Regions from separate parts of the Homo sapiens genome. Here region 2 is linked to region 1. Evidence: read pairs that join two places in POLR2A ChIA-PET (ENCODE). Cell type or tissue: MCF 10A. All regions are shown on one strand. Each heading gives the region's core, and the rest is flanking DNA. Links, peaks and the distances in the headings are about the cores only. Region 1 has its middle 9.9 kb from the start of TBC1D22A-DT. Region 2 overlaps LOC105373075 (a long non-coding RNA gene).

Region 1 (13,331 bases), core at 4,486-12,485:
GAATTGCTTGAACTCAGGAGGCGGAGGTTGCAGTGAGCCAAAATCGTGCCACTGCACTCCAGCCTGGGCGTCAGAGCAAGACTCCGTCTTAAAAAAATAAAAATAAAATTAAAAAATAGTGAAAATGGTAAATTTTATGTTACATGTACTTTACTGAAATAAAAGATTAATTTCTAGGGTGACTGCCCACGCAGGAGATTAGGGTATCCCAGATGGGCCATGACAGCAGGGGTGGAAACAGATGGATTCGGATCAAGGTGGTCAAAAAGCAGAAACGATGGGATGCAGTGATTGACAGGATGAGGGGTGAGAGGGAACGGTCTAGAATGACCCCCAGTACTCTGCCTTGTCTGGGGGGATGGGTGCCTGTCATTTGGGTGGGAACACGAGCAAGGAGCATCCCACGGTGCCTGTGGGGTTTTGTGGTGGGGTCTGGAGGTCATTCCTTGGTGAATAGATGGGAGTGGATCTGCTTGAAGCAAGGAGGGGAGGGGACCAGGACCAGGGAGCCCCATGTCCTTGATTATCAGGGACAATCCTAGTCTCTATCTACTGTGATATCTTCATTGTTGCTGGTGCTTCTGTTCACTTGCTGGAGTAGCCCTGCTGTGGGATTAGTAATCTGGTCATCCACCGACACTCAAAGGCAGGGCAGCGAACAGGTGACCTCATTTAGACCCTGAGCAGAAACAGAACAGCTTCAGGTGGAGCCCATGAAGGAAACTGAGATGGCCCAGCCAGACAGGCAGGAGGAAAGCAGGGCTCACAGCACCCCAGGGAAGGTGGAGAGAGGGAGGTGTGGTCCTGTGGAGCCCCAGCTCCACCTGCGCTCGCTGGGAGCCTTCGCCTCACCTGTTGGAGCCTCCGTTTTCTCTCACACGTGAAACGAGGATAGTGATCGCAGAACAGAGTGGCTGAGAGCTCAAGATTCAAGTCCAAACTCTGCGAGGAAAGGCGGTGAGATCTTGGGCCAGGGTTTCCTAGGACGGCACTGTGGACATTTGGAGCCACATCACTCTTGGTGGCAGGGACTGTCCTGTGTACTGCAGGATGTGCAGTAGCATCTCTGGCCTTCACCCAGAGACAACCCAAAGTGTTCCCCAGACATTGCCAAATCCCCCATGAGAACCTCCGCCTTCCAGAAATCACTCGATTTCTCTGTGCTTTGGTTTCTTCCTCTGTAAGTGAAGATACTAAAACCAACCTCATGGGATGTTATGAAGGTTAAATAGTATCGTAAATGCAAAGTGCTTGGCATAATAAGGGCTCATTAAATGTTAGTTCATAAAATCAGAGCGAGCAGCCCTGGCTGACTGTTGAGCCCAGCATCTGGGGTACTGTCGGCGTTCAGTCGGTGGTGGCAGTGATCATGTTTCTCTGAGGCTGGGGAGAAAGCCTCAGGGGCTACCTCTGGAGGGACTTCTGTCCCCAGGCAGCAGCCAGAGGCACTTGGAGGGCTGTACTCCCCACTCAGGGTCTGGCTGATGCTAAGGGGCAGAGGGGATCCCTGCTGGACTCTGCATCCCCTATGCTGCACGCTTCCTTCCCATCCTGGCAGGACCAAGCTGCTGGGTCTGAGTTTTGGGGCTCTGGGAAGTGGGCTCCTGTGACTGCCATGCACTCCCCATAGTGGGAGACACACCCAGACATCCCTGGGCTAGCCTCTGGTGACCAAATCCCCCTGGTTTGCTGGACTTTCCTAGTTTAGTGCTTCAAGTCCCACGTCCCGGGAAACCTGTCACTTTTAGGAGGTGGATTGCTCAAGTTGTCCCGATTCCAGGTTGTACAGCCTTCCCCGGGGATGGGCTAGGCCAGCTGCACCCTGGGCCCTGAGCTCTCCTTGCTGGGCTCATCTCAGGTGGCACTGGGAGGTGACCTCATTTAGACCCTGAGCAGAAATAGAACAGCAGCGCCAATTAGCAGCTGCTCAGGAGCCAGGGGCATGTGGATCTGCCCCAGCCTCTCCGCAGAGGGATGTTTGTGGGATACAGAAAATTCCACGTGCAATCTTCTTCCACAGAGAGGAAGGGTTGTGAGGATGCCCACTTCCTTGGGGACGCACCCAGTTTTGCTTCTTGCTTGTCCACTTGTCAAGGGTGAGAGCATTTGGGGCCGGGAGGCACAGACCCTCAGAGATGCTGATTCATTGGGTTTGAGGCAGGGTGGGGTGAGAATCCACAATTTTCACACCCTCCTCAGGGGATCTGGATACAGGTGGTCCTTTCGACGCACAGTGGGATACAGTAGGGACCTGCCTTGCTCTGTTCCAGCCAGGGTCAGGGGCCCAGGCCCTGAATCCACTCTGCACCTGGGCCTGGGTGGTCACCCGCTCACTGGACACAGCCCCCAGAGGACAGCCGAGAGACAGATGCCCGGATGGAGCCTAGCACAGAGCCAGTACGACGTCGCTGCTGCTGAGAGCCGGTGTCTACCTCCGTCCACTCGACGGAGTGGCCTCTTGTATAGGTGGGCACCTGGTGCCAGGAGAGAACCCTGGCAGGGAGCTGAGGGACCTCTGTGGTCAGGCTGCTTCACTGGCCAACCAGGGACCTTGTGCCATTCCCATCCCATTGCTGCCCCCAGCTTGCCCTGAAAGCACACTTGGGGGTGGTAGGAAGCCAGGTGTCTCTCAGTGTCTGTCCTGGTGACGATGGGACCTAGAACGTGCTTCCCCACCCAAATCCCTCCCACATTCAAAGGGAAGCCTGGGTCTCAGCGGTCAGGGACCAAGCAGCTGGGCTTCGCCGCCAGTGACTGCTTAGGGGGTAGGAAGTGGGGTGGCCTTTCTCGGGACTGCCCCGCTAACCTGCCCCTGTAGCTCCTGCAACAGCCTCCCAAGAACCAGGGCTGAGAGGAGAGCCTCCCAGAGGCCACTGCTTCGCTTGTGCCTTCACCCCCTTCCCTCCCCAAGGTGGCCGCTCTCTCGCCCCAGCATCTCCTCTGTCCTCTCTCCTTCCTCCCCACCGGGGGCTGCTTACCGTCAAGAGTGGAGGGGTGACAGAAACAGCATTGGCTGGGGAGTCAGGGGAGCTAGGGCTGAGTCTAGCTCTGTCTTAAATATATTGCTAGTTTCTAGGCCTCAGTTTGCCCACCCACAAAATGGGAGTATTGGAGGCAGGAATCTAAGGTGCCCACCTGCTCTCATACTCCAAGGCTCCTTGGGCACATCCTGAGTCCGCCGTTTCCCACAGACACAGCCGACTGCCTGCTGCTTTCTCTGTACGTTTTGTGACTTCCCTGGGAGCAACATGGAGGAAGGGCCAAGTTTTGAGGTACACAGAGCTTGCTTTATCTCATGAAGGAAAAAAAGTTCCATGCTTTAATCTTCCTCTTCCAGTAAAGAAACAGCCTGAAGTGGCCTGTCTGCGAGTCACAGTGTTAACTCAGATCCACAGGAAGATGTTCACCGGATGCTCCTTGGCCAGGCTGCCATCATCCACTCGGGGGTAAACAGTCTCCGAATCAGGGCTGGCTGGCGGCTGACAGCCAGGGCAGGAAGTCTGCAGGGCAAGCTGCAGGATGTCACCCGAAGGAAATATTTTGTGTTGTGCATTGCGGTGGAGAAGTGCAATGAGGCTTAGGGGTTGTGAAAACAGATTCCTCAAGCCTTCACGGAGGACCTCTGTGCTGGAGGTCTCACCCAACAGGTCTTGCAGGCTGGTCTCAGAGAAGTTCCTAGAGCTGCGTGTGGAGTCACCCAGCCTTCTCCCCCATTCAATACGGATCCCAGACATTTGTGGGATACTTGCATCTCCCTATAGCACTTTCCCATGTATCGTCTCATCTGATCTTTAGAAGAACCCTCCTAGGCATGCAGGACAGTGCTGATTACCTCATTTTACAGATGGGAAGGTGATGCTCAGAGAGGGGGCTGGGATGTGTCCATGTCACATGGAATTGGGGCCAACTGACCCTTGGCCAGCTCTTTGGCTGCATGTGGCATTTCCAGATTTCCAGTGGGTGATATGAGGCTTGTGACTCAGAGGGGTGCCCCAGAGATGAAGGGAGAGGAGGCGTGGGGCAGCTCTGGGGTAACTGCCTTGCAGGGGATGAAGGGAGAGGAGGCGTGGGGCAGCTCTGGGGAAACTGACTCGCAGGGGTGCCCCGGAGATGAAGGGAGAAGAGGCGTGGGGCAGCTCTGGGGTAACTGCCTTGCAGGGGATGAAGGGAGAAGAGGCGTGGGCCAGCTCTGGGGAAACTAACTCTCAGGATGTGCGTCAGGGGCTTTCCCAGGCGTCCAGTGGCATCCAGCATGGTATGGGGCTAGGGTCATGGGGGCAGGGCGTCAGGAGGCTGGCACTCCTGCCGTGGGTGGATGGCATGAGGAAAGGAGGCTTCAGGCATCTTCCTGCATGGGAGAAACAACGCCTAGTCCCTTAACAAGTCCCTGAATCCTTCAGCTGCTAGCACTCCCCAGCCCATTGTCTGTGCCCACTAGAGCCCGTGTGGGTGGTGATTCTGCCCTGTAGGAGCTCCCCATGGGAGTGGAGGGGAAAGGCCAAGTTCCCCAAAGACAATGTCAGTTTATACTCAGGGAGGGGCCCACAGGAGGTAGCAGGCCCTGGAATCTGGGGGCTGGAAGTCTGGAGCTGGGCGTGGGGTGAGGTGTTTGCCTGGGCCTCAAAGCATGCAGTGATTTCAGTGAGTGAGGGTGCAGGGTGAGGGACGGCTCCCAGGCAGAGGGCACCAGCAACAGACACGCTGGAGTGTGTTGAGGGACAGAGTACTGGGCAGTGGCAAAAGAGGAGCCCCCAACCTGGAGAGGCCTTGGGTACCAGAGTGAGGAGTCCGCCGTTTCCCACAGACACAGGCAGCCCCTGATGGCTCTTGAGCAGAATGTTTTACGATGGGAGGTGCTGGGCAGCAGTCATTGGGGAGGGCCATGGGGAGAGGCCAGCAGGGGACCAGGGCCCCCTCTCTTGGCTCTAACAGCCCCGCTGTGCCATGGGCAGGATGCCTGGCAGGTCCAATTCCAGGCATGGCCGAGGCCAGCAGCCATGGAAGAGTGTCTGGGGTCAGTGGCTGACAGGAGTGAACGAGGAAACGAGGAAATGGGGCAGGGCGGGGAGGGCGTGGCACGCACTCCACCAGGCCCCAACAGGTGCCCAGTCTGCCACGCACCCCTGGCCTTGGCCTGGTGCCTGATAGCTGCCCCTGCTAGGACATGGGGGTGTCGCCCAGCTCTGACAGCTCTGGGAATGAATCCTGGGCTAAGAGCCACGAGTCCTCTTCAGGGTTCAGCTGCTCCGCTGAGGCTTAAACCAAAAGGTCATCAGCTCCCGTTCAGCCTCCCTCTCCCCTGCTTCCTCCTTCCTCCTCCCTCCTTCTCCAGCTCTTCTTCCTCCTTCCTCTCCTCCTCAGGCTCCCTCCCTTCTCCCTTGATCTTTAGAAGAATCCTGGGAGAGGGGCAGGACAGTGGCAGTTATCTCCCTCTGACACAGGGGGAAGGTGAGACCCAGAGAGGGGCTGGGACTTACCCAGGCCACTTTCCCTGCTCCCTGCTTCCCACGCCATACCAAATCACACTGCGCACTGGGAACAGTATACACGAGAACCTTGGGCCCTCCTAAGTGGAGCTGCTTTTCCTAGAATTGCCATCAACATTTCTAAACAATGTGGCCCATCTGGGGGCAAAGCCTCCTCCTTTGGGAATGACCCCTGCCACAGTGAGGGCCTGACCCTTTGCAGACCATTGCAGTCCGCTGGCTTGACTCTGCCTTCTGGCAACAGAGCTGGGGGAAGGCCCAGGAAGGATCAAGAGGGTTCCAGGCCCTGGAGCCCTATCTCCCCACTTCCCTCAGGTTACATCCAGTGCACTTGCCAAGTATGTCATCAATGACCAAGTGAGGACCCCGGGAAGCTCGGTGGGGAAGGCGGGGGGCTATGACCTACTGGAAATTCCCATAGCCAGAGTGATGGGGATGAAGGAGAGGTGCTGGTTTGGGACACAGCCTGCTGCAGGGACTCGCAGAGCCAAGGACAGAGCAGAGCAGGCATGGCAGGCGGTGTGAGGACCCGGCCCTGGCAGCTGGGAGGGTGCCTGGATGATGGTCCCCCTGCTGGAGACCCCCTCTCTTGCCTGTCTCAGTTGGCCTGGGCTTTGTCCTCCGCTGACCAACACCCTCCACACATTGCTTGACACTCACAGTGGGGAGGTGTCCGGTCTTGGGCTCCATGGCTGCCCTTTGCTAGGGACACCAAGAGGGACGTGGTGATCAAGGATCTGGGGGATTTCTTTGCAGGCGGCTGAGGCTGGGCTCCCTTGGGGCTCCCAGAACACTGTGCAGGCATCTCATGTCAAACATGGATGCATTCTTATTGACCAGGCACCATTCCAAGCAGCCTATGTGCCCATTAGTTCTGGCCACAGCTTATTCTTGGTGAAAGGCTGCAGGTGGCTGCAGCCCTTGCTTCTCTCTGTGCCATCTAGAGATGGTAGTGACTGCTGTGGCAAGGGCGGGTGGCCTGCACAGCACTGCCCCTCCCGTGGGAAGGTCCCGGCGTCCTGGAGGTCCACATGGGCTAGGGCCAGGCGTTTTTCCCTCGGGAAGGCTGCTCTCACCTTCCCCACCAGGAGACATGGGAGGTCCTGGCTCCAAGCTGAGCCCCCTGCAGTTGTAGAGGGGCCACTCTGATGGGGAGGGAATGCTCCTGGGTTCTGCTGGCACAGCCTGCTTGGCACAGTGTGGCACTGGATGGAAAGAGGAGAGACCAGGGGATCTCCCCCTGCAAAACACCACAAATGCCTTGCTTCTCGGGACCTCAGTTTCCCCAATCCTAAAACAAGAGACTTGGGGTCAGGCACCAGGAACACTTTAAGTTTGGGCCTTGGGCCTTCCCAAGTGGAGACGCTGCCTAGGGGTCAAAACGTGTGAAGGGAGAGGGGTGTGGGAAGCCGGGGTAACCAGAGGACTGAGCCTGCTCCAGCAGATACACACAGGGGTTACCACACCAACGTGTGGCCCTTGAGGGCTCCCTGGCTTAGCACAGCCCCTCACCCCTCTAGCCCTGCCCCCTGCCCCTCAGGCCCCTAGCGCCCCTGGGCCCAACACTGGGTCCCATGCCTCCCCCACCCCCATCCCCAGGCCCCGCTCTTGCTTCCCGCAAGTCCTGCCCCACGCCCCTGGGAGCCTCTGCTTCAGTGAGGATGGGTCCTTCTCCACAGTGACAGAGGGGATGGAGATGTGGCAGGAGTTCCTTGGAAGGTGCCATAGGGCATCACTTCATGCCAGCTGTGGCTTGGTCCCTTGCGTAGGGGAGTAGGGGGGAGGGGCTGCCTTTGGATCCATTGCCAGCGAGCTTAACTCCTCCAGAATGGCATGTCTCCCCACCCCTTGCAGTGTCCCCAGGACACCTGGGTGGGCAGCCACCATCCCTCCTTTGGAAGAACCAGTGTCATCCGAAGGTGGTCAGGAAGTGGGAGGATGATGCCGAGTGGCCAGTACAGACCCTACAGGGCCAGATTCCTGAATTTTATTTTTGTTTGGATCGCTAAGCGTCAGTACTATAAACAGCAGTTAGCCCTGGCTGGATTCTGTCATGTGCCCAGGTTCATGCCCGATTGCATTGAGCCCTCTGCCAGCAGGTGAGGAAACAGGCTCAGCTGAGAAGGCTGCCCAGATTTGCACAGCAGGATTGAAATCCATGTCTGTCTGGTTCCAAAGTCAGGGGTTCATCCACCTTACCACTCGGCCTGACCCGCAGGCTCTTAGGATTGAGGCCCAGAGAAACGAGGTGTTTGCAGTGTCTCAAAATAAGAGACCACTCCCCCCAGTCTCTCTTTCCATCCAGTGCCACACTGTGCCAGGCAGGCCATGCCACCAGAACCCAGGAGTGTCCCCTCCCCACCAAAGTGGCCTTCTGCAACTGCAGGGGGCTCAGCTTGGAACCAGGATGCCAAACCGTGCACAATCCCAGCAGAAGTGTGGTGCCAGCACCTTGCCTGCCTTCTCCCCTCACCCTCAGGATGTCCATGCCTGGGATGCCACATGGGCAGGCCCTTTAGTGCCAGCCTCCCCACGCCATGCACCTCTGGGTCTATGTCCACCCAAAAGTGCCATTCAGGCTGGGGCCGCAACACACTTTCCATCCTGGCCGCCAGGCTCTGATGTCATAAGGGCACAGAGTTCCCAGGTCTGTGTCCCCAGTTCCTAGCAGTCAGATATCTGGCCCAGTCAGATATCTGGGAGATGCCTGCTCTCCGGGCCACTTTCTCTTCTGGTGTTAAGTGACAGACCAGCTCCTTCCTTCACTCTAGCAGCTGCGGGAAGTCCAGGGATGACACAGCACCATGGGGCCATAGGGCCTTCCGGTTGCCACTCCAGGCCAGGCTTCACGTCACTTACAGACTCACTCCCTACTCTGCGGTGTCATATTTGCTCAGAGATTTTGGTTTACAAACTGCCTTCCAGTCCTTTGTCTCAGGGGATTCCCATCATGACTCTGGGAAACACACAGGGCAGGTGTCCTCATCTCCATTTTACAGGTGGGAAAACGGGGGCTGGCCGTGTTTACAGCAGAGTGTGATCAGTCACAGGAGACATGAGGCCAGGATGCAGCTTGCAGACGGCCAGTCTGGGCTCCCTCTGATGTCTGCTGTCCTCTCTCTATCCTGCCTGAGTCACTTTGGGTTGGACTGTCCATGAGTCACGGCCGACTGTGGCTCCTGCACGTTTGCCAAGGGGGTGGGGACCACGTGCTGCAAAGGACCATGGGAGGAAATGCCACAGCTGGTTGTGTTTCCGATTAGCAGTGGGACTGTGGCCAGGGCCCGGCAAGGTGAACTGGACAGTGAGTGGGCTGTGGGGTCAGCAGCTGGACTCCAAACCCTGTTCCCTTCACTCTAGCTGGGGGACTTTGCCTCTTGAAGCCCCTACTTTCTCATCTTTAAAATACAAATCATGATACCCACTGTGTGCGCCATCCCCTCCCCACCCCCACTGCCACCCCCTCCCTCCCCACCGCTGGGCATCTGGTGAGGGGGGATGAGGAGGATGCTGAGGATGCTGGAATTTGCTGAGCTTGAGAGGTGGAGAGGGTTGCAGATGCACACGGGAAAGGGACTGAGAGGCCTGCAGGTGAGGTCTGGGCAGGAGGTCTGCAGGAGCATGGCAGAGGATCAAAGGTGATGGAAGGGGCTGATGGTGGCTGTGAAGGGTGCGATGCATCTCCAGGGTGCATTTAGGAGGCTTGTTTGCATGAGCCGTGGCATAATGGCCCTCCTCTGTCTACCCTGAAAGCCTCCGAAAATCAGTCTTATTCTTCAAAGCATTTGGATTTGCATTTGTTGTTTTTCCTGGATGTGAAAATAATTGATCAATTTTTGGGGGGTGGGGGTGTCTTTTTAATTTTTTTTTTCTTTTTTTGCATCTAAGAAAGCATTTGGGCGGCTCCTGCCTGTAATCCCAATGCTGGCCGGGCATGGTGGCGCGTGCCTGCAATCCTAGCTACTTGGGAGGCTGAGGCAGGAGAATCACTTGAACCTGAGAGGCAGAGGTTGCAGTGAGCTGAGATCATGCCACTGCACTCCAGCCTGGGCAACAGAGTAAGACTCTGTCTCAAAAAAATAAAATAAAATAAAATAAAAAATCCTAAAGCTCCAACATAATCCTTGACTCCACATCCTGGATCCTGGTGCAAGGGGTGGCGTCCCAAGGCCTTGGGCAGTCCTGCTTCTGTGGCTGCTCTATGGGTTGGGGTGGAGTGCCTGCAGCTTCTCCAGGTGTAGGTGCAGCTGCTGGTGGCGCTACCATTCTTGGGTCTGGAGGGTGCAGTCCCCTTCCCACAGCTCCACTAGGCAGTGGAGTTCACTACTGTGAACTGTGTGTGGGCCTCCAACCCCACATTTCCCCTCCATACTGCCCTGGTAGAGGTTCTCTGTGGGGGCTCTGCCCCTGGTAGAGGTTCTCTGTGGGGGCTCTGCCCTGGTAGAGGTTCTCTGTGGGGGCTCTGCCCCTGGCGGAGGTTCTCTGTGGGGGCTCTGCCCCTGGCGGAGGTTCTCTGTGGGGGCTCTGTCCCTGGTGGAGGTTCTCTGTGGGGGCTCTGCCCCTGCAGCAGGCTTCTGCCTGGGCACTCAGGCTTTCTCATACATCCTCTGAAATCTAGGTGGAAGCTGCCACCTTTATTCCTGCATTCTGTGTGCCCACAGGTTTAACACCACATGGAAGCCACCAAGGCTTATGGCTTGTATTCTCCAGAGTGGTGGCCCAAGCTATACCTGGGGCCTTTGAGCTACAGGCGGAGCTGCAGCAGCTGGTATGTGGGGAGCAGTGTCCATAGGCTGAGGAGTGTCCTGGGCCTGGCCCCTCAAACCATTCTTTCCTCCTAGGCCTCTGGGCCTGTCATGGGAGGGGCTGTCTCCAAGATCTCCCAAATGCCTTTGAGGCCTTTGTTCCATTGTCTTGGATATTAGCACTTGGCTCCCTTTTAGTGATGATAATCTCTCTAGCTAATGGTTGCTCCCCAGCCTGCTTGGATTCTTTCCCTGCCACATGGCCAGGCTGCAAATTTTCCAAAATTTCATGCTCTGCTTCCCTTTTAAATATGAGCTCCAACTTTCCTTTGCTCCAATATATGATCATTGGCTGTGACAAGCAGGCAGGCCACCTCTTGAATGCTTTGCTACTTAGAAATTTCTTCTGCCAGTTACCCTAGGTCATTACTCTTAAGGTGTCTTTACAGCAATGCCCTGCTTCTTGGTACCAGTTTTCTGTGTTAGGCTACTTTTGCGGTGTTTATAAAGGAATACCTGAGGACGGGTAATTTATAAAGAAAAGAGGTTGAATTGGCTCATGGTTGTGCAGGATGTACAGGAAGTGTCGTGTTGGTCTCTGCTAGGTTTCTGGTGAGGCCTCAGGGAGCTTTTACTCATGGTGGAAGGTGAAGCGGGAACAGGCATGTCACATGTTGAGAGCAGGAGCTAGAGAGCTGTATTTCTTTTGAAAACATATTCTTTGATTTATTTATAGTTTAAGATAAGCTTGAAAAATATATACTTGGTTTAAACAATCATACCCATTTCCTATTGTGGTTTTCTACTTCCTTATTTGTAAGATTCCCATATATTAACCCTTTGTCAGACATAGCACATATATTTTGTCCAATTAAAACATTTTTTTTGACAAACAAGTAAACATTTTAAGTTGTCAAATCCACCAGTTTCTCTCAACATGGCCTTTGGTGTTGTAGTGGATATTGGGATTGTTCCTGGATATTGGGATTCTAACCCTCCCTTGTTGGGCAGCAGCCACAAAATTTGGAAGGATTGACTCTCATTGCCAGCTACAATGGAGCATCTGCCAGGTGACAGGTCCCCAAATGACACTGGATGACCCAGCTCTTCCCCCTCTTGCTTAGAATTTTTGGGCAGAATATACAGAGGTTGCAACATCCTGAGATAAGGTGGAACTGTCCCGAACAGCTCAGGCTTTGTGCTCATCTCCCCTAGATCAGGATGTCCTGCAATGCTGTAGCCCAGTGGACCCAGTTGCATTTGGGGTAGAGAACCCAGAGTAGAGTGTGCTTTTCACGCCCCTCAGCTGTGGTGTGAAGTGGGGGCACCTGCAGACAACACTCTAGTGCCCTGGGTAGCTTTCCTGATTGCTGGTGGACTGGCTCGCCATGGATCCTAGGCTTGGGTTGATGTTTGGGGCCTCTCTGTGAATAATAAAGTTGCTTTGTCTGACGTGTTTTGCAGGTGTTCTGTTTTACCAGACTAGACATTAAGAATGCAGTGGGTAGGCCAGGCGCGGTGGCTCACGCCTGTAATCCCGGCACTTTGGGAGGCTGAGGTGGGTGGATCACGAGGTCAGGAGATCAAGACCATCCTGGCTAACATGGTGAAAACCTGTCTCTACTAAAAATACAAAAAATTAGCCGGGCGTGGTGGCGGGCGCCTGTAGTCCCAGCTACTTGGGAGGCCAAGGTAGGAGAATGGCGTGAACCTGGGAGGTGGTGCTTGCAGTGAGCCAAGATTGCGCCACTGCACTCCAGCCTGGGTGACAGAGTGAGACGCCGTCCCAAAAAAAAAAAGAATACAGAGGGTGGAGGTATGACAGCTGCAGCAGCTAGGTCAGCTTTGAGCCCCTGCCAGAGTCAAGAACCCTTGCAGAACTCTGGCTGCTGGGTTTGTGCAAAGCCTCCTGGCAGTCTTAGGAAACTCAGCAGAAATTGGTGAGGTGTTTAAGTGTGCTCTCCTGGAATTGGTAAGCAATGTATAGTGCTCCCTTCCCGGGGACTGATACTAGTTCACAGTATTTCTGCTCTCTAGCATCCTGACTAGAGGTAAGCACATGATCCCAGGGGCCCAACAGAGGCATCCTGTGACCTCAAGGGGAAGTTGTCCTTGGCAAAGACTTAAGAGACTGACAGAAGGAGACAGGCCCCTTGGGTCATTGTTGAGCTGCTGTATCAGCCCTTCTCCAAACCTTCTGAGCTACTTCTGGGCTTTTTCATTAACCAACTAATTCCCTTTGTAGTATAAGCTAATTTGAGCTGAACTTTGTCATTCTTGCAACCAACAGCACCCTAACTCATCCTGACTTAGTGTCAGGAAATGGCACGTTGCTAGTCCCTGTAATATAAAAATGGCTGAAAGGAGTTGGGGAAGGGGGCAGTGAAGACGACGCCTGCCTCTCGCGGTGTGAAACTGGGGACCTTTGCTATATGCCGTCTATTATTGTGGTAGGCTGAATAATGAACCCCTGAAGATATACCAGGACTTAATCCTGGGACCTGCAAATGTTACCTTAAATGGCCAAAGGGAGTTTGCAGGTGTGATTGAGCTAAGGGCCGGGTGATGGGGAGATCAGCCTGGACCGGATTATCCAGTGGGCCTGACGTGAGGTCAGAGGGATCTAGGAGGAATCGGAAGGAGAGAAGATGATGTGATGATGGCAGTAGAGATTAGAGTGATCTGCTTTCCAGACAGAGGAAGGAGTGTCGGCCAAGGAATGTTAAGTGGCCTCTAGAAGCTGAAAAAGGTAAGAAACTGACTCTCCCCTAGAACCTCCAGAAGGGGGCAGCCTTGCTGACGCTTTGAGTTTAGTGCAGTGAAGTGCTAAGACTTTGGACTTCTGACCTCCAGGATTGTAGGAGGGTAAATGTGTATTGTTTTCAGCCGCTAAGTCTGCAGCATTCTGCCAACAGCAGCCTTAGGAAACCAATACAGATAGAACAGTCAGCTTTTTACTTTGGGGCACAGGCTCGGTGCCTATGGACGGTACAGCACCAGGAAACTTAGGAGGCAGAACCCACCAAGTGGGAGTGTGGCAGCTCACTCAGTAAGGTCCTGTGAGAGATATTCTAAGCCCGGAGCAGGCCATCTGAAAGCA
Region 2 (15,704 bases), core at 3,783-11,782, 200 kb before region 1:
GGCCAAGACTGGGGCAAAGCTGCTTCATTTCATCTGGGCCATGCACCATTGTTGGGGGCCTGCCTGTGCCCAGCCCTGTGCTGGACTCTGCCCCTAATTTTTCAGATATGTGGCCCGCCCTTGGTAAGTCCCGTCTGCTGTGCTGGGGAGACAGACATACACACATACTCGGTCAAATACTGTGGAGCAAAACCAAGGGACAGGTCACTCTAGAGAGACAGTGAAGGGGGGTGTCTGTGAAAGCTGTCCAGGGTAACTGGGTTTTGAAGGTTCTCCAGGCAGACAAGAATGTTGAATTCCAGCCAAGGGGAAAAACATATACAAAGACCTAGAGGAATCAAACAGACTCTGTGTGGCAGGGGAGAATTTGTGACTATAGGCAATTTAATATTACTGAGGGGTGAAATCGTAGGGGTGGAGAGTAGGGTGGGAGTTGAGGCCAGAGGTAGGCAGGGGTGGGTTAAGGGGTCTGGCCTTTGTACTGCAGGCACTGGGGATTTTCAGCTGTAGAGGGACAAGGTCAGCTGTGCATCTGAGAGCATGGGTGGCTGGAGAAGAGCAGGGGTCGGGGAGGAGACCAGTTGAGCATAGAACCAGAGGCCCATGGTGAGATGTTGCCGGAGGACACAGGTGAAGAGGCGGCTTTCCATCCTGAAAGGATGTCTGCCCAGCATAACACACAGGGCACCAGAACCCACCCACAATGACTCTGGCCAGCCAAGAGGTGGGTTACCCCAAAGTCCCACCCAGGAGCTTCTTTGGTGGAGGAGGGGACTACTGTCCCCAGGCTGCCAGTCTCAGAGATAACGAGAGTTCTTGTCTTTCTCATAGTCAGCAGTTCCAACATTTGAGAGTCACTGCTCACCCACCTGCAGTGATGAGGGGGGTTGAATCTCTTTGTTTCTGCCTCTGTAAATGTGGACACCTGGCCCCTTTACTGTGGCAATACTGGCGGGTGAAGCCCCCCAACCCGTGTGGAGAAGGGGCTCCGAGAGGCCCCCGCTCCCGCACCCCAGTCAGGTGAATATGATCGTGTCCTTTTGTGATCAGCGTGGGGACAGCAGCAGGAATTAGAGCAGTGGGACAGGCACCAGCACCCACTCCTTCAGGCCGGGCTTTCTCCCCATCTCCCACCCCGTTCACTCCTGCAAGGGGCTCTTCTCTGGCCAGTGAGGCGAAGGCCAGAGGAGAGGGGTGGGGATGCCTATCCTGTCCTACCTGCCTTCACCGCGGAGCAGGGCAGTCGGGGCCAGTCCATGCGGCAGGTTCTGCCTCCCGGGACAAGCCCAGAGCCAGGCAGCCTTTCTCACTGGGTCCGTCTGGGTGGGCTCCTGGAGGTGGGGATGGCATCTCCAAGGAAAGGACTGGAGGTGAGGCTTGTGGAGGGGAAGGCAGACCTGGGGCAGGAGGGAGGGATTCCAGAAGCTTCTGGATGGGAGGTGGACTGCAGGGAATGTGGGATCTCCCCAGAGAGAGGCCAGACATCCCCGGTGTCGGGAGCTGGGCCATGGAGGGGGAGTTTGGTGAATGCCCTGGCCATGGCCCAACAGGACAGAGCTTTGGCTTTAGTGTAAATCAGAATCTCCCCTCTAATTTTGGGGTGTGGACATGGTAACAAATTGGGGCTCTTCCGGGAAATAAGAGGGGGACGGACCCCACATTTCCAGGGTCCAAAAAAACTCTACCTCCCTCTATGCCCCACATGCCCAGAGAAGGTGTAGCTTCTCTGCTTTGCCTGTAACCCTCTGAGTGTCCTCCTGAGCCCCTTCTGCTGGGCAGTGGGCACAAAACGAGGCCAGCCCAGCTGGGCACAGTGGCTCATGCCTGTAATCCCAGCACTTTGGGAGGCCGAGGTGGGCAGATCATGAGGTCAGGAGTTTGAGACCAGCCTGACCAACATGGTGAAACCCCATCCCTACTAAAAACACAAAAATTAGCCAGGCATGGTGGCATGCGCCTGTAATCCCAGCTACTCAGGAGGCTGAGGCCAGAGAATCACTTGAACCCGGGAGGAGGAGGTTGCAGTGAGCCAAGATCACGCCATTGCACTCCAGCCTGGGCGTTCTGAGTGAGACTCCATCTAAAAAAAAAACAAAAAACAAAAAACCGAGGCCAGCCCTGTGACATCAGACCCCAGATCCCTCCCCTCCTCCACTGCCGTCTCTCCAGTTTCTGGGTGCTTGAGGGGATGATGTGGCTTATGTGGCCGCCTGGTGACAGGGGTTCTCAGGGCCTCCAGCCTGAGTCTCTGCCTCCTCATCCTCCAGCCTGCTGTCCCCTGAAGGACCCATGTCCCGCTGTCCTGGCTCCCGCTGGCGTTGGCAGGTGGGGGGCTAGGGACAGGTCTCCTGGCCTCAGCTTGCCCTAGAACTTGGACCCTCCATCTGCTACCCCCTGCTCCCATGCTGCTGCAGGCCCCGACAGTCTCCTAGCCGCTTCTGGGTCCCAGGAATGCCAAGCCCCTAGCCTCCAGCTCTCTGGCCACACGGACCACATTGCACAGGCTGGTGCTGGAGCAGCCCATGAGGCCATCTCCGTCTGGGGAGCAGAATTCTGACACGGACCCAAAAGGAGCTTTGTGGCTCTCTGCAGAGCTGATGGCCCAGGAAGCATCTCATTTTTAAAGCAATAATGCCACTAGATGGACAGAGCTGAGGAAATGCTACATGGCCGGGACAGGCGAGGGTGGGTCCAGCAGCTGGAAGCCCCCTGGATCGAGGGCAGTCCTCCCGTGGGGCTGTGGGGAGACTTCTCCCTCTCTCCCTCAAAATGGCCTCCCTTAGCCCCTGCCTTTCTTCTTCTTCCTCTCTCTGAGCTGCTTTGCCTGCTTCTCCAGGCACCCTGTCATCGGCCAGAGCTCCTGGGCTCAGCTCTCTCCCCAGTTCAAATGAACGGCTCCTGGCGAACGAGAATCTTGTTTCTAATTCCCAGTTCCCAAGCTGGCCTGGTCTGTGTGAAGCAGCTACATGGTCAAGTCATCAGCGTCAGACAGGGTCATGAGACTACACATAAAGGTGTTCACCGAGGGCTGCACGGGGCCCGAGACCCAGCCCAGCCTGGCTCACCCAGCCCGGCTACCTGGCGTGGGCTGGCTGCTGCTGGGAAGGGCCCCTCTCAAATGCACACAGGCACAACGGCAGCTGATGACAAATGGCTCCACTCCTTCCTGCCTTCACGCCTTCTGCAAGGTGACATTTCAGCTCATGGGAAGGTGGGAGCTATTTCCCCACCCCTGCAATCTGGCAGATGGCCTTATGATTTGTTCTGACCATACAGTGAGGCAGAAGTGATGTCAGTTCTGAGCCTAGGCCTTAAGTGCTCTTCTGCCCTTCAGGAGCCCTGTGTGCCAGAGGATGAGAGACCACATGGAGCCGAGAGCAGCTGTCCCAGCTGAGGTCCCAGGAATGTGAGCCCAGCTAAGACAGCAGAGCCATGTCGCCAACCCTTAGTGACCTCAGAAGTGAGCCCATCTCAGATCAGCAGAGCCACTCAGTGGGCCTGGAGGCTCACGGGAAAGAATTAATGGTTGTGTTTGAAGCTATTACATTTGGGGGAGTTTTGTTACACAGCAATAGATAACTGATACAGACATCCCATGGACTATCTCTGAGCATCACATACTAAAAATGTGACTGCAGGAGCAGTTAATCAGAGAAGCAGGGTCTCACTGTAACTCAAACAGAGACCCCCAGCTGTGGCTATGGCCTCTCCAGAGGAGAAGAGTCATAGTGGTTAAGACACATAGACAGAGCCTGAAGGCAAGGTTCACTGTGTGGCAGCCAATCTCCAAAGGTGGCCCCAGGGAACCATGCCTCCTGGTGTTTCCACCCTTGTTTAGTCCCCTCCCACACAGAATCTGGATTGGCCCTAACCCTCACATTAACCAACAGAATGCAGTGAAGTGCCACTGTGCCAGTTCCAGGCCTGAGACTTAACAAGACCCAGCAGCTTTGGCCTGTGCGTTCTCAGGAGACTGCTGCCACCTAAGAAGTCTGACCAGCCTGATGGAGAGGGGCTACCCAGAGGACATTGAGGGTGCAGAGATGTGAGTGATAAGTCATCTTGGACATTCTGCCACCATCTGACGGCAACTGCATGAGAGACCACAAGCAGAAGAACTACCCAGCTGAGCCCAGCCAACCCACAGAACCCTGAGAAATAATAACGAAGTGTTGTTTCAATGGTGTGTTTGTTACGCAGCAATAGGTAGCTGGTGCACTCTACTTACCAGCCAAGGGTTCTTGTGCAAGTCATTTGCGTGAACTCTACTGCACTTTGCAAATGGGGGTGATTCTCACTAATCTAAGCCAGGAAAGTCTACCTGCTCACCCTGGGTATCATGAAGAACAGCTTTAGAACAATACTTTAGTTCCCTCTTACAAAGCCATAAAGGTTCCAGAAATGTGAGGTTCAGACTCAGAGAACCCAGTAATCTATCATCCCAAATACACATCCGAGAGGGTTGTTCCCCTCTTGAAGGGTCACCGGCAGCTCCTCATCTCTGGACCTTTCTGGGTCTGCCCTGCCCACTAGTCAGCCCCATCTCCCATCCCCCACTGGCCCCTTCCCCAGTTTGTACATTTGACAACGTATGACTTGGTGTTCTAGCTGCGGCTCAAATGCTGCCTCCTCTGACACCTTCCCTGTCCTCTGGGCAGGCTAGGGTGCTCCTCATCTGTTCCCACAACCACTGCATCATGCATTACAGCTGTCACTGTCCTGTATTACTGTCTCCCTAATGATGACCCCAGAGGGCCAAGACCAGCTCCTTCCACTGTGTGGCACTGAGCAGAGGGTCAAATACAGAGGGAAGATCAATAAGTACTCCTGGGCCAGGTGAGGTGGCTCACACCTGTAATCCCAGCACTTTGGGAGGCCGAGGCGGGTGGATCATAAGGTCAGGAGATTGAGACCATCCTGGCTAACATGGTGAAACCCCATCTCTACCAAAAATACAAAAAATTAGCCAGGCATGATGACAGGTGCCTGTAGTCCCAGCTACTTGGGGGGCTGAGGCAGGAGAATGGCGTGAACCCGGGAGGTGGAGCTTGCAGTGAGCTGAGATCACGCCACTGCACTCCAGCCTCAGCGTCAGAGCAAGACTCCGTCTCAAAAAATTAAATAAATAAATAAATAAATACTCCTGGGTGAATGAGGTCGAGGCCAGCGCTGCCTTCATGGGGGCAGCATCTCCTAGGGAGACAGACCCCCCCAAGCAGGGACACAGGTAGCAAGGCTGGGCTGGGGACGAGTGAGTGTGAGAGGAGGAGGGTGTGAGGGCTGGAGAGCCCTCAGGGTAAGCAGAGCTTAGGCCTGTCTCCGAGGGGGTGTGGGATTGCTTTCTGTTGCACTCAGGCGTTTCTGTTCATTTTGGCCGTCTGCAAAGCAGCCCATTAGGTTGTATCTGTGGTGCCTAAAACGGAGAGGAAATCTGGGAGTTTTCTAGGTAACGTCCAATCCAGATGACTGGCTTGAACAATTCTAGGGCTCTTCCCACTACCAACACCCTCAACACACCCCAGTGCACCAGCACACACACAGGTGCCCCCTCACTCTTTCTGCTGTGCATTCCGGCTGCACTGAGTCGCAGCATCTCACTGGCTGCCCTCAGAGGAACCCATGAGGTCACCAGGAAGGGGGACTGCTGCAGGACCCTGAAGCTTGGAAACAGGCATGAGAGCTGAGGAGTAAGCAGCAGGGGCCAGGCCCCATTCCATGGCTTAGCCAGAAAATGTACACCCTGAATTCTCTCCAAAGTACTCCTCTGGAGCAAGGTGAGAGCCATGTTGGCAGCCAAGGATGTAACTCCCAGAATGAGCTAATGAGTCAACTTGACTTCTGGCAGCATAGTGATCAGATATCCCAAAATGCCATCCGCTACCTGATTGCAAGTAAATGTCTACAGACATAACATTATTGCACTGCCAAGATCACAAGGAAGCCCTCCTTCCACAAAAGAAACAAGCAATAAATAAAGCAAACTATCTGGAACCAGAGATGAGCAATAAGCACTTTCCTTAGGTAATGCAAAATGCAGAGTGGTGAGTGGGGGTAGTGAACCTAAGAGTCCTACACCGACTTGAGACCCTCAAAGGAGGCTACCCGCCTAAGGAGAGGGTGGTTCCAACCAAATCTGCCTGCCAGGACAGGGATCCCTCTGGGAAACCTGGGTGTCTGCTTCAGAGCTCCAGGTGGAAACATTTAAGAACAATAATAATGTCCCTGGAGGATTTGCAACCATTTGCTCTCCTGCAGCGCTGAAGTTAAATTTACACTATCCTCATAGACGGGAAAATCCCCACTCAAGAAATTAAATTAAATTGGTCCTGGTCAGTGATAAAATGGTAGAGGCAAACAGAAATTCTTTCTGGAGGAAAGCATCCCAATTTAGGCCTTCAGGATTCCTACAGATGAAGCACAACCAAATACACACACACACACACACACACACACACACACACACACACACACCCCAAGGAGACAAGCCACCATAAGGCGAGACTCAATAGAAATAACAAATAGATTTAGACCCCTGAGAACTGCTTGAAATAAATGAAGTGCCGGCCAGGCGCAGTGGCTCGAGCCTGTAATCCCAGCACTTTGGGAGGCCAAGGCGGGCGGATCACAAGGTCAGGAGATTGGGACCATCCTGGCTAACACGGTGAAACCCCGTCTCTATTAAAAGTACAAAAAATTAGCCGGGTGTGGTGGCGGGCGCCTGTAGTCCCAGCTACTTGGGAGGCTGAGGCAGGAGAATGGCATGAACCTGGGAGGTAGAGCTTGCAGTGAGCCGAGATGGCACCACTGCACTCCAGCCTGGGCAACAAAGCGAGACTCCGTCTAAAAAAATAAATAAATAAAATAAATAAATAAATAAATGAAGTGCCAGGCGTGGTGGCTCCACAACTGTAATCCCAGCACTTTGGGAGGCCGACGTGGGCAGATTGCTTGAGCCCAGGAGTTCATGCCTGGGCAACATGGCGAAACCCCATCTCTACAAAAATGTACAAAAATTAGCGGATGTGGTGGAGCATGCCTGTAGTCCCAGCTACTCAGGAAGCTGACGTAGGAGGATCACTTGAGCTTGGGAAGTCTAGGTGGCAGTGAGCTGTGATAGTGCCACTGCACTCTAGCCTGGGAGACAGAGTAAGACTCTGCCAGGAAAAAAAGAAAAAGGAAGGGAGGGAGGGAGGGAAAAGAAAAGAAATAGATGAAGTCTATTCATCTATCAATTTTTCCTTTTTGATTGTCTTCCTTATTCCATCTAAGGAATTCCAGCTAAATCTGCCTTTATATTAAAGAAGTTTTTTGTTTTTGTTCATTTGTTTGTTCGTTTTTGAGACAGAGTTTCGCTCCTGTTGGCCAGGCTGGAGTGCAATGGCACGATCTCGGCTCACCGCAACCTCTGCCTCCCAGGTTCAAGAAATTCACCTGCCTCAGCCTCCAAAGTAGCTGGGATTACAGGTATGCACCACCACTCCCAGCTAATTTTGTATTTTTTGCAGAGATGCATTTCTCCATGTTGGTAAGGCTGGTCTCAAACTCCCAACCTCAGGTGATCTGCCCACCTCAGCTTCCCAAAGTGCTGGGATTACAGGCGTGAGCCACCACACCCAGCCGATTAAGGAGGATTTAATGGAATAAGGAAGATGATCAAAAAGGCAAAAGAGTCTATTGGAGAAAAAAAGGCCAGAGAGATTTGAAAAAGAACCAAATATACTTTTACAAGTGAAAAAATACAAATGTTGAAACTATGAGTTAAACAGCTAAAGAGAGAATCAGTGAAATGGAGCACAGATACGAAGAAATTTCCTAGGATGCAACATAGAAAGATGAGAAGAGAGAAAATATGAAAGAAAGGTAAGAAGGCTGGGAGGAGAGTATGAGTGAGTCTAATGTGCATCTAATCAGAATTCCTAGAATTCCAGATCCCTGGATGAGGTGGTACTAAGTGGGGGCAATGGGTGGGGGTGCAGTGCAGGGCTATACCAGGCAGAGGGAACAGCACGTGCAAGGCCCTGAGGAACCTAACCAAAGCTGGTCTGCTAGGGCCCTTACTCTGTGCTGCCTTATGCAGGGCAATGCTGGGGCACAGATGGGGCTTAAACACTGTCCCTGCCTGAGCAGTAGGCAGTCTACTGGGGAGCCAGCCACAGTGAGGTAGACAGCCGTGCTACTGCCTGGCCAATTCCATTTCCCCTTCGACTGCTAACTATACCTCTTCTCCTCCCCAGCTCTCAGGCCACATAGCCCAGGCAGAGCTAGCCCCAGTCCTTCATGCTTCAGGGATGGACATGTGACCTCGGCCAGGTTAATCACAGCCAGTGAGGTCCAGTTCTCAAACTTTTGTTAGAACCATCGGGCACAGGAAATCTCTGGTTTGTCCAGGGGTGCTGACAGGGGAGACTGTTGGTCTGGAACCACCAAGAGATGGAACCAACATAAAGAAAGGCCCCCGTTGAGCCCTGGATCCAAGTTTTCTGAAAATACCCTGGACATAATGTTACAGAAGTTAATAGATTTCCTTTTCTGTTTGAGCTGGTCTGAGCTGTTTTTTTCTGTTACGTATAACTCCTTGCTCTGTCCCTGAAACAGAGGGAAATCCCAAGGCTGGAGAACCCATGGGAGGACCTGGCCCAGCCTAGGGGTCAGTGAGGCTTCTTATGGGAGGTGATAACCAGGCTGGGTCTTGATAGCTGCACCAGAGTTAGCTGGAGGGAAGAGGTGCGCCCGGGCAGGCTGGTGCAGGTGCTGGCTGCCTTCCCAGGAGTCAGGGCAGCTCACTGGCTCCTGGGCACAGTCTCTGCCCAGGCAGGCCCTGGGCTCCCAGGTCAGCTCTTAGCAGAGGCTTCTGAGGACCTCAGGGTTTGGCAGGAACAGGAGGCCTAAAGAGGGGACAACTCGGAAGCACTGCATAGGGTGGGGCAGGCCAGCCTCCAAGGGTCTTATTTCATGTGCCATGTTGGTGTCAGGACCTCCAACCTCAGGATCCACTGAGGTTTGTGAGAGGAGCTGTGTCGGGAGGTCACCAGCCCATCCTGTCCCTCCCTGGCCCCCAGCATGGCCAGTGCCATGGCCACCCCTGTCATGTTGCCAGGCAGGTGCAATGTGCAGGGCACCAAACCAAGTGGGCTTGAGAATCTGCTCTCAGCTCTATAACAAAGTCGTTTCAGCTTCTTGATGCCAGCTGACTTGGCACCCACCCATGTTCAGTCTCGTGCAGATCAATCAGCTGATCAGTGGGCTGCACGGGTCTCTGTGCCCTGTGCCTGTGTCACTACCAGCCCAGGCTCCCATGCCCAGCTTAAATGCCCTCTCCTCCAAGAACCCTTCCCTGATCACCCAAGGCATAAATGTTCCATCCTGCCTCTAACAACCCTTTGAACCAGGACCCCAAGCTGCCGTGGGAGGTGGTTACTTGTAGGTATGTTGTATTTTCCTTTGGTTCATCTCTGTCTACTCAGGGCCTAGTGAGGACCTGGCAAGAACACCTGATAGGGTAAGTCCTAGCCAGAGAAATCAGGCCAGAGAAAGAAAGAAAGGGCATCCAAATTGGAAAAGAGGAAGTCAAACTATATCTGTTTGCCAACGATACGATCTTATACCTAGAAAACGCCAAAGATTACTCCAAAAGACTCCTAGATTTGATAAATAAATTAAGTAAAGTCTCAAGTTACAAAATCAATGTACACAAATCAGTAGCATTGCCATACTCCAGCAATGATCAAGCTGACAATCACAAGAACTCAATCCCTTTTTTTTTTTTTTTACCTTTGAGATGGAGTCTCGCTCTTGTTGCCCAGGCTGGAGTGCAATGGCGCGATCTCGGCTCACTGCAACCTCTGCCTCCCAGGTTCAGCAGTTCTCCTGCCTCTGCCTCCTGAGTAGCTCGGATTACAGGCACCCGCCACCATGCCTGGCTAATTTTTGTATTTTTAGTAGAGATGGAGTTTCACCAGGTTGGTCCACGCCTGTAATCCCAGCACTTTGGGAGGCTGGGGCGGATGGATCACCTGAGGTCAGGAGTTTGAACTCAATCCCTTTTACAGTACCTAGACACAAAAAATAAAATGCTTAGGAATATACTTAACCAAGGAGGTGAGCGATCTCTACAAAGAGAACTATAAAACACTGCTGAAAGAAATCATAGATGACAAAAACACATGGCAATACATCCCATGTTCGTGGACTAGAACAATCAATATTGTGAAAGTAACCATACTGCCCAAAGCAATCTACAGAGTCACTGCAATTCCAACCAAAATACCAACATCATTCTTCACAGAATTAGAAAAAACAACCTTAAAATTCATATGGCATCAAAAAAGAACCTGAATAGCCAAAGCAATCCCAAGCAAAAAACAAATCTGGAGGCATCACCTTACCCAACTTCAAATTATACTATAAGGATGTAGTAATCAAGACAGTATCAAGGAAGTGTCTACTGGTACCAAGCACTGTATCAAGGTAGATATATAGACCAATAGAACAGAATAGAGAATCCAGAAATAAAGCCACTTACAGCCAACTGATCTTCCACAAAGTATGCAAAAACATAAACTGGGGAAATGACATTCTATTCAATAAATGGTGCTGGGAAAATTGGATAGCCACATGTGGAAGAATGGAGCTGGATCCCTCTTTCTCACCATATACAAAAATTAACTCACAATGGGTTAAATACTTAAACCTAAGTCCTGAAATCATAAAAATTCTAGAAGGAACCCTAGGAAAAACTCTTATGGACATTGGCCTAGGCTAAATATTTATAACGAAGGCTCCAAAGGCAAATGCAACAAAAACAAAAATAAACAGGACCTACTTAAACTAGAAAGCTTCTACACAGCAGAAGAAATAATCATGAAAGTAAACAGACAACTTAGAGAATGGGAGAAAATGTTTGCAAACTATGCATCTGACAAAGGACTAATACGCAGAATCTACAAGGGACTCAAATCAGCAAGAAAAAAAAATAATAATTCTGGCTGGGCGCAGTGGCTCATACCTGTAACCCCAGCACTTTGGGAGGGCAAGGCGTGCGGATGACTTGAGGTCAGGAGTTCGAGATCAGCCTGGCCAACATGGTGAAACCCTATCTCTACCAAAAATATAAAAAATTAGCTGGGTGTGGTGGCAGGGCCTGTAATCCCAGCTACTCAGTAGGCTGAGGCATGACACTCAACTTGAATCCAGGAGGCAGAGATTGCAGTGAGCCGAGATTGTACCACTGCACTCCAGCCTGGGTGACAGAGTGAGACTCTATCTAAAAAAATTAATAAAATAAAATAAAAATAATAAATACTTTATAAACATTAATTTACTGACTCTTCTTAATGACCTTGATGTTATATTCTGTTTGATCCCTATTAACAGACAAGGAAACTCGGGCACAGAGAGGCTAGGTTACTCATTCAGAGTCACACAGCCAGTGTGCAGCAGAGCCAGAAGTAAAGCCCAGGGAGTCCCACTCCAGTCTGTGCTCTTAACCCTGGGCCATGACATGTCATCACCCTAGGTGTGCAGTGAGGGGACTGGGGCCTAGGAAGGGGAAGGGACTCATACCTGAAGCCACACAACCAGGGTCCAGCCCTAGGCAGGCTCTTTCTCCACAGAGACAGAGCCGGTTTGGGCCCCTCCTCTCTTCTCTTGGTGACAGTTTTGCCCATGGGCATCCTGCGGGCAAAGGGGAGGCTGAGTTTCTGGTTTGTGGGTGTGTTTCAGGAAGTGCAGCTTGATGGGGTCAGTCTTTGTGTGCAGGGAGAGGAGCTGGGTGGAGGCTGGCTGGATGACTGGGCCTAGGCCTCCGGACAACGGAAAGGAGCAGAGAAGACGAGGGATGCGTCCCGGCACTGGTATTGTGGAGAGAGACCCCAACCCCCAGGAGGGTGAGGAAGGGGCTGTTGGTTCCCCCGCTGGTGAGCAAGGGCTGGCTGTGGGAGGGGCTCCAGGAGCGGAGGGGAACTGTTAAAGATTCAGACCCAGCTGGGCGCGGTGGCTCACGCTTGTAATCCCAGCATTTTGAGAGGCTGAGGTGGGCGAATCACCTGAGGTCAGGAGTTCAGACCAGCCTGCCCAATATGGAGAAACCCCGTCTCTGCTAAAAAATACAAAAATTAGCCAGGCGTGATGGTGCACACCTGCAATCCCAGCTACTAGAGAGGCTAAGGCAGGAGAATCGCTTGAACTCGGGAGGCGGAGGTTGCAGTGAGGTGAGATTGCACCACTGCACTCCAGCCTGGGCGACACAGCGAACTCTGTTTCAAAAAAAAAAAAAAAAAGATTCAGACCCAGCCTCCGCCCCCTGTGTCACACAAACTGTTCTCCTCCTAGGGCAGGCTTAGAGGGGCCCATGCCTGGGGCACCCAGGTTGGCAGGCAGCTTCGTGGATGCCTCTGGGGAGGCCTTCCTGACTGCAGGCCGGCTCTGGGGTGCTGCAGAAGAACTCACTTCCATCTCTTCTATGATGGTGGTGTAGGTAGCCATGTTTGACAACATGTGACGATGCCTGGTGGTCACGTGATTCCAAAGGCACCACACCATAGGTCAGCCCAGGACCAATAGCTGGTGGCAGGAAGCAAGGAGCTGAACAGGTGGATTCACCCCTGGGGACTTCAGCCTGGCCATCCCAGAAGAGGCAGCTGCTGACAGGGTCTCATGGAGGGCTGAGGATGCAGGGAGGTCTGGGGGTCTTGAGGGCCACATAGGGCCTTGGGAAGTCTTGGGAATTTAGGCGACCTAGGAGACCTTGTGGGGCTTTAGGAGGGCCTAAGGAACCTGGGGGGCCCTGGGGATCGTTGAGGGGCCTGGGAAGGCCTTGAGGGGTCTCTGGAGGATCTTTTGGGCCTTGGGGGCCTGAGGAGCCTTGGGGGACCTCCAGAGGCCTAAGGGACCTTGGGAAATCTTTGGGACCTTAGGGGGAGAGGGGATGTAGGAGACTTGAGAGGCCTGGGGCTTTGGGTGGACCTTGGAAAGCAAGGGAGGTTGGGAGGGCCATGGCGGGTGGAGCAGCCCCCCCAGAGGGCCTGGGTCATTCAGCAGCCACAGCCTGGACATTGTGCTCCGGCTCTGGGAGCCCTGGTCATTCCCTCTGTGTGATGGGGGGATCCCAGGCCTGCTCCAGCATCCCTGTGAGGGTGAAGTGATCCCAAGGGGACAGGCATTGCCCTCACCCTCAGGCCTGCATGCCCCACACTCCACTTCCACACAAACTCATCTGAAGGCACATGAGGCTGTGTGGTCTACCAAAGGCTTCATGGGGAGGTGGAGGAAGGAGCCCCATTGCGAGACATCCCCGTGTCCCCAGAGCTCCTCTCACACTGACAGCCACTCTCTTCACTGGTTCGTATAAAGTGCCCAGAACAGTGCCCGGCACACAGGAGGTGTGAGCCATCGTCACTGCTGTCACTGTCTTTCAGTTCTCTCTTTCCCAGACGGCCTCTCAGGATCCCTCTTTTTGCCTCCAGCGATCTGGTGCCCCTCGTGTCAGAACAGATGCATCCTGCGATGCTCCTCACGTGAAACAGGAAGAGCCTATACATGAAAATGTGCGTCTTCCCCCATGGTGTTTCGTTTTCTTGCGGGGGGACTGAGTCTCATTCTGTCGCCCAGGCTGGAGTGCAGTGGCACGATCTCGGCTCACTGCAACCTCCCACCCCCAGGTTCAAGTGGTTCTCCTACCTCAGCCTCCCGAGTAGCTGGGATTGCAGGTGCCTGCCACCATGCCCGGCTAATTTTTTGTATTTTTAGTAGAGATGGAGTTTCACCATGTTGGCCAGGCTGGTCTCGATCTCCTGACCTCAGGTGATCCGCCTTGGCCTCCCAAAGTGTTGGGATTACAGGTGTGAGCCAGCACACCTGGCCCTCTGTGGGGTTTAGAAGTAGCTCAGCACAGGCCAGGTGCAGTGGCTCATGCCTGTAATCCCAGCACTTTGGGAGGCCGAGGCGGGCAGATCATGAGGTCAGGAGTTCGAGACCAGCCTGGCCAACATGGTGAAACTCCGTCTCTACTAAAAATACAAAAAATTAGCCGGGCGTGGTGACGCGCACCTGTAGTCCCAGCTACTCGGGAGGCTGAGGCAGGAGAATGGCGTGAACCCGGGAGGCGGAGCTTGCAGTGATCCGAGATAGCGCCATTGCACTGCAGCCTGGGCGACAGAGCAAGACTCCGCCTCAGAAAAAAAAAAAAAAAAAGAAGTAGCTCAGCACAGCATGTGGCGGGTGCCACCCAAGAAGGTGGCACAGAGGACAAAAGTCCACAGAGGACAAATGCAGCCAGTGTGGAAATCAGGCCCCAACTTGCGGGGCCGAGGCCGTGAGCAGCCACAAGGTGGCCCCAGTGAGCTTAGGGACCAGCTAGTGCAGGGCAGGTGGGAGGTTCACGCACAGCTAAATTAGGCTAAGAGAGACGTGGCAGGGTCTCCCTGGGGCAGCAGGTGGGGGCTCAGCTCACCCTGGCTCCCGGCTGCACAGCTCAGAGTGGGCACCTCCTCGCCTGAGGAGAAGGAAGGGCCGCCTGTAGCCAGCAGGTGTGCCAGCATCCTCCTACCTGGGCTGGGGCCCGGAAGGCGAACACAGGGCAACCGAACCCATTGCAGAGCAGGGCCTGAGGGCTGGCTTGGGAGCAGGTGGTTGGAGTCTGGCTCTGAACAGGCCTTGATCCGTCCCTTGGGTCCCCCAGGCCCTTCCCAGCCTCCACCCCGTGCTGCAGGCCACACCTACAGCCTTCTGTGCCGAGGGCTGTGCCCCTGGAAGCCACGTGGGGCAGACTGGAGCTGCCTGGGTCCTGGAGCAGCATTTCTGGGGCTTCAGCCCAGGGGAGCTGACTGGATTTGCGGCTACACTCACACCACACTCCTCCTCCGGGCTGGGCCGGGTGAGAGGAGGGAGATGAAGGAGGGCGGGCCTGCCCTTGCTGGTCATCAGGGTCGCTCATCTCTGGGGATCTGGCTGGAGCTAGGAATTGAGGAAGGACAGGCTGGTGGCAGGGGCCGGGGCTGGGCTTCTGGCGGGCCAGGCCCCCCTCTAGGGAGGTCTGTGCTCACTGCATCCCTAGGGACACAAGCCCAGGGCCAGGGCCTCATGCTTTCTGGCCTGGCAGGCTGCCTGCCTCAGCCCCACCCCACCCAAGGCATCCAGGGACACTGGCCTGTGGCAGACACGCCCACAGCTTTGCTGTGTGTCCATCTTTGTTGCTTCTCCTTTTGGGGAGCTACCCCTACCCCTGCACTTTAACAGGTGAACCCAGTGTGAGCCACTGCCCCGCCCACCAGCCCCTGAATCAGGCCAAAGAAGTGAAAACCATCTGACCACAGAGGAGGAGCCTGGGGGCGCAGCAGGGCCCCAGCTGGCCGGAGGTCAGCCTCAGGGTGGGTGGCCTGGAGGCCAGCTGTCTGGAGGATCCTGAGCAGAGAGGGGGGCAGGCCCTTGGTGCCTTTCCTTCCAAGAGGGGAATCTAAAGGGAGAGAGTGACATCAATCCAAGGCCCACCGTGCAGATGCTGATTACAGAGGCCAGCGGAGGTGACACAGGTCCTGCCCAAGACAGTCCTGGAGATGGATGGTGGGGCTGGTACCTGTCTTAATTTGCTGCATTGCTAGAAAGAAATACCCGAGGATAGGTAATTTATAAAGAAAAGGTGGTAGCCAGGCACAGTGGCTCACACTTGTAATCCCAGCACTTTGGGAGACTGAGGCAGGCAGATCACC

Evidence for each region. Peaks named below come from ENCODE experiments on the same cell type or tissue, not always from the same donor. Only the 100,000 strongest peaks of a DNase experiment are listed, where the experiment ranks them.
Region 2: POLR2A ChIA-PET joins it to region 1 with 5 read pairs; 14 of 35 experiments call an interaction of 5 or more read pairs at or near these places.

Annotation. Positions count from the first base shown.
Region 1 is chr22:46,745,973-46,759,303 of GRCh38, forward strand. No RefSeq gene overlaps it. Among named protein-coding and RNA genes, the nearest start is that of TBC1D22A-DT, 9.9 kb to the right of the region's middle. RefSeq lists a silencer at 8,178-8,354. In MCF 10A, for the core only: no CTCF peak of the experiment used is centred there; a DNase peak (open chromatin) is centred at 8,629.
Region 2 is chr22:46,549,180-46,564,883 of GRCh38, forward strand. LOC105373075 (a long non-coding RNA gene) reads left to right here. Exons shown (of 2, transcript XR_938316.2): 2 at 3,891-4,714. Among named protein-coding and RNA genes, the nearest start is that of LINC02925, 16 kb to the left of the region's middle. RefSeq lists enhancers at 1-784, 1,931-2,432, 2,433-2,932, 12,403-13,154, 14,593-14,887 and 1 more and a silencer at 2,993-3,287. In MCF 10A, for the core only: no CTCF peak of the experiment used is centred there; a DNase peak (open chromatin) is centred at 8,772.